2 separate regions of the Homo sapiens genome follow, and region 2 is linked to region 1. A link is an interaction called in ENCODE POLR2A ChIA-PET data of the cell type or tissue named here. Cell type or tissue: PC-9. All regions are shown on one strand. Region 1 overlaps CLTCL1 (clathrin heavy chain like 1). Region 2 has its middle 1.4 kb from the start of DGCR6.

The links. Peaks named below come from ENCODE experiments on the same cell type or tissue, not always from the same donor. Only the 100,000 strongest peaks of a DNase experiment are listed, where the experiment ranks them.
Region 2: POLR2A ChIA-PET joins it to region 1 with 15 read pairs; 3 of 35 experiments call an interaction of 5 or more read pairs at or near these places.

The regions. Positions count from the first base shown.
Region 1 is chr22:19,183,849-19,186,348 of GRCh38, reverse strand. All of the region lies in intron 29 of CLTCL1 (clathrin heavy chain like 1), which reads left to right. Among named protein-coding and RNA genes, the nearest start is that of SLC25A1, 6.4 kb to the right of the region's middle. In PC-9, no CTCF peak of the experiment used is centred here; a DNase peak (open chromatin) is centred at 1,148.
Region 2 is chr22:18,903,653-18,906,152 of GRCh38, reverse strand. No RefSeq gene overlaps it. Among named protein-coding and RNA genes, the nearest start is that of DGCR6, 1.4 kb to the left of the region's middle. RefSeq lists enhancers at 1-365, 366-904, 1,022-1,879, 1,880-2,500 and a silencer at 1,253-1,436. In PC-9, no CTCF peak of the experiment used is centred here; no DNase peak of the experiment used is centred here.

The DNA.
Region 1 (2,500 bases):
CATCTCCCCGCGGGGGTGAGGTGGAGTTGTACAAGAGGGCCCTTGTGGGTGCTGTGTGATGCAGCTGAGCCAATTCCCAAGGGCTCCTTGTGCCCAAAGACTCTGGACTTGACCTGAGGGTGTTACTTACGGAGTTGGCCTTAGGCATTCCTGAGTATCTTCACAGGACACATGGATACTTGCCACTTCCTGTCCCGCACAGGGGCCTCATTCTCATGGCTCCTGGTCTGCGGCTGTTGGCTCAGACTCCGTGGAGGCCTCTGATGCCTGCATCAGTGTTGCATTGAGTTTCACCCTAAGTTGTCACCTCCAGTGTTCTGGACTGTTCTGTGACATATCCTAGCCCTTGGTGACAGTGCTTGTGATCCTTCCTGAGGTGCCCACAGGGCCCCTGCAGAGGGAATGGAGAGGAAAAGCTGCTGAGGCTCTGAGACCGCACCTGGAGGTCTCTGGACCTGGCTGCTGGGAGGAGACAGCTGGGCTCAGACGCACCTGAGGGAAGGCTGCCCTCGGCTGGCTGATCACAGCCATTCTGTCCTACCCATGTGGTCCCTGTCAGGGGCTTAAACACACAGCCTCCTCAACACTCAGGCAGTGATGAGTGAGCAGGGCCATCAGTGCTGCCAGAGGCCTACTGGCCTTGCCAGCCACCCACTCCGAGCCACGTGGGCCCAGAAGAGAGTCCAGAGGACAAAGCCACAGATAGAAAGTGGCCGAGCACAGGGCCGGGCGCGTTGGCTCATGCCTGTAATCCCAGCACTTTGGGAGGCCGAGGCGGGCGGATCACAGGATCAGGAGATCGAGACCATCCTGGCTAACATGGTGAAACCCCATCTCTACTAAAAATACAAAAAAGTAGCTGGGCGTGGTGGCAGGAGCCTGTAGTCCCAGCCACTCAGGAGGCTGAGGCAGGAGAATGGCGTGAACCCAGGAGGCAGAGCTTGCAGTGAGCAGAGATCACGCCACTGCACTCCAGCCTGGGTGACAGAGCGAGACTCCGTCTCAAGAAAAAAAAAAAAAAAGAAAGTGGCCGAGCGCGCTTCCCCCAGAACAGTGGCTGTCAGCCAGGAATGACTGTGACCCCAGGGAATGTTTGGTTGTCACAGCTTAGGGCGTGGTGCTGTGTATAGGCCGTAGAGGCAGGGATGGGGCCCACAAGCCCCAGTGCACAGGCGGCTCCCCAGACCTCCCAAGGTCAGCACTGCCACTGGAGGAGCCTGCCCTGAGGCCAGAGCTGAAGCCTCCTGGAGTCTTCCTGGAGGAGTGGCCAGGTCACAGCGTGTCCAGTCAGGGCAAAGCCAGCTAGCAACAGAAAACTGTATTTCCAGATGACAGAAGTAGCATTTAAATGAAAGTTCGGTCAGTGGGGCCCTCCCACACCCACCAGTGAAGAGCAGGGGCCTGCGGAAGTACAGGTGTAGACTGGAGAGCTGGACACAGGGATGGGGACCAGGATGAAGCCTCCCTGAGAGTGGCATGGGCCGGGGAGGTGATGAGAGAGGAGGGTGTGGGAGAGCCTGACTCGAGCTGGGCTCCAGGCCGCAGGAGCGGGACACTGACTGGGAGCTTCCTGGGGGCTGCTTCTACTGGAAGTCCTCTGGGAAGGCAGTGAGACAGTCCCCAAGGCCCACAGAGGAGGAACAGAGCAGGGCCCACTTTAGGCACATGTGGAAGACAAGTCAGCAAGGGTAGGCTGGGCCGGTGGAGGGCACGGCAGGGAGACAGATGAGCGGGCGTCACAGGTCCTCAAAGCGGAGACCCAAAGGCACCTGGAGCTCTCACCTGAGGGTCAGAATCCTGGTGCCTTTGTAGGAACAGTGTGGGTCAGGAGGCAGCGATCGATGAGCAGCATGCCAGCGGGGGAGACTTCTTTCCGGAGCCAGCTCAGCACATCGGGTCCATGCAGATGTGGGCACTGGGCGTCCTCAGGGGTCTCCCAAACGGAACTCAGAGGTGTGTGCTGCAGGCGATGGCAGGCATGCAGAGCTGGGACCGCCACAGGGTATCCCTGGAGAGCACAGGTCACAGTCAGTGGATCATGGCCAACTCCAGGTGGAGTGGCCCTGGGCAAGTGACTACATCTGGGTCTCAGGTTCCTGGTCTCTGAATGGGGTACTAATAGCCCCTGCCATAGAAGGAATCAGGTGATCCAGTGCCTGCTGTGGAGCTAGAAAATAGAGAATGGCCACAGAAAGTGCAGGCTTCTTCAGGACTGGTCAGGTGCAGGTGTTATTTTGTCAATGATATTGTCTTAGACAAATACATTTGCAAGGATGAAAATAGCAGTTAGGGGTTTTTGAGCCACTTGAAAGAAAAACACATTGCTGTTTCTAGAGCAGTAGCCGTACCCCTCCTAACTGCTCCCCTGGTGTCACACGCTCCATGGACCTGAGTGCAGCACCTCTGCAGCAGCCCCACAACCCCCAAACTCCCATCAGTGCCTTCCTCAGAGCAGCCTGTGCACGCCCTCTGCCCTCGGGGCTAGAGTTCCTGTCTCCCA
Region 2 (2,500 bases), 280 kb after region 1:
TGGCTGCAAGGAGGGTTTCGCTCAGCTGAGGCTCATACCTTCCTGCTCCCCGGGCCACTTTAGAGGCGAGACTCCGTCGCCTGGATATCGCAGGACCATGTAGAATCCCACCGGCCCTTGCTGAGTCATTGCGGGCTGAGGTCCGGGCTCCGCGCCGGCGCGCCTGCGAGGTGGACTGTCCCGGTCACCGGCCTTCCCAGAGGGAGGGGTCTCGGGCCAGAGCCCACAGGACCTGGGTCTAAGGCACCATCGCGGCCGAGCAGTGGTGTTGGGGTCTGTCTGCGTCCTCTCTGCCCCCGGAGTGAGACAGACAAGACCACCCTAGAGCCTCTGGGCCAGGAGAGTTGGAACCGGAGTCCCCATCTGGGCCTGCCGTGGTCGCCCCGGGGTGCCCAGCCCCCAGCCGGAACCGCGAGCCCAGACTGCCCTCTCCCCGCTCCCCAGACCAGCTGCTGGGCCGGGGCTGGGGAGCTTCTGGTGGCTGGTGTGGGCGGCAAGCCACCCAGGCGCTGAGGCAAGAGACCGAGGACACGAGCTGTTCCAGTATAATAAAATATAAAACAAGAATAGTTATACCAGATATAGATCTTAGATATGATTATATATGAATATCAATAATCATTAGTTGGTAGCAATTACTCTTTATTCCAGTATTATAATAATCCTCACTCTATAATCATAACCTAGGAAAAACCAGGCCATACAGAGATAGGAGCTAAGGGGACACAGTGAGGGGTGACCAGAAGACAAGAGTGCGAGCCTTCTGTTATGCCCAGACAGGGCCACCAGAAGGGCTCCTTGGTCTAGCGGTGACGCCAGCGTCTGGGAAGATGCCCGTTGCCAGGTGGGCCGTGGTCTAGCGGTAGTGAAAAGTGTCAAGGAACAACACCTGCTACTTAGCAGACCGGGAAAGGGAGGCTCCTTTTCCCCGGGGGAGTTTAGAGAAGACTCCGCTCCTCCACCTCTTGTGGAGGGCCTGACATGAGTCAGGCTTGCCTGCAGTTATCCGGAGGCCTAACCATCTCCCTGTGATGCTGTGCTTCAGTGGTCCCGCTCCTAGTCTGCCTTTATTATGCCTAGTCATCCTGTACACCTGGCTCTGCCTTCTAGCTAGCAGTAGTCAATTAGTGAAAGTACTAAAAGTCTCTGATATGCAGAAATAATGGCATAAGCTATCTTTCTCTCTGTCTCCTCTCCCTCTCTGCCTCGGCTGCCAGGCAGGGAAGGGCCCCCTGTCCAGTGGACACGTGACCCACGTGACCTTGCCTATCATTGGAGATGACTCACACTCTTTACCCTGCCCCTTTTGCTTTGTATCCAATAAATAACAGCGCAGCCAGACATTCGGGGCCACTACCGGTCTCCGCGCTTTGGTGGTAGTGGTCCCCCGGGCCCAGCTGTCTTTTATCTCTTTGTCTTGTGTCTTTATTTCTACACTCTCTCGTTGCGGCACACGGGGAGAGACCCACCGACCATGTGGGGCTGGTCCCTACAGGCTGGGGCTGAACCGGCTAGGAACACGTTTTAATAGGAGGGGTTCGGGTGGAGGAATGGCTCCTGCAAAGGCCCTGCCAGAGTCAGGTCAGGTGGATGGGCGAGAGGACCAGTGTGGCCAGGCTGCGGAAGCCAGCACAGGAGACAAGGGCGGGTGCTGTGCATTACAGAGGCTGCTGGGGGCTTGTCCAAAGAGCAGCAGGGGGCACGGAAGGGCTTGGGGACGCAGACACGATCAGACTTGCATTTCACCAGGCATTCTTTAGCTGCCTGCGGTGCTAAAGAATGGGTGGCTGGGCTGTGTGAGATGACCCTGCTTTGACCAGGTTAGGAATTATGACTGGTTTCCAGAGAGAACATTGGTTAGCAGTTGGCTATGGGGGAGAGGGGGGCATTGAGCCAACTGGGGTCCCCCTGAAGTGCCAGCAAAGTCTCTGGTTTTCTCCAGGATCTGTTTCCTCAGTCCCTGGCAGGATTGGCTCCCCTGCAAGCCATGTCTTTGTGATCCCTTCCAGACAGAAACCAGGAGTGAATAAAGTGAATAATGACAACAAGCGCTCAGGCCACTGCCGTGGAGGGCGGTCCACAACCCAGAGCTGGTCATGCGCCGGGCACCCTGGCCTCCAGGTCCCTCGGAATGGCAGGAGCTGGAGGTGGGATTCGAGATTGTGGGAGCTGAGTCTGTAGTGAGTGACCAGGAGCCAGCTGGGGCTGGGCTTGGTCACTGTCACCTCCCCCGGAGGTGGTGAGTGGGATGAGTAGCTGGGTGAAGATGCCTGCCTGTTTCACCAGTGTCCCTGCCCTCAGTCCCCCAGTCCATGAAGGGTGTCTGTGTGGAGACTGGGAGCATATAGGGCAGCCCCACGTGATGATATGTCTGTGGCCAGCTGGGCAACACTGTCGCCAGCTCCGGGGTCTGCCAGGTCTGCCAGGTGGGGTGGGGGCTGTGAGCCACAGCAGCAGCAGACCAGGCCTGGGTTTGGACACCTGCTCCTCTGCCTTGTCC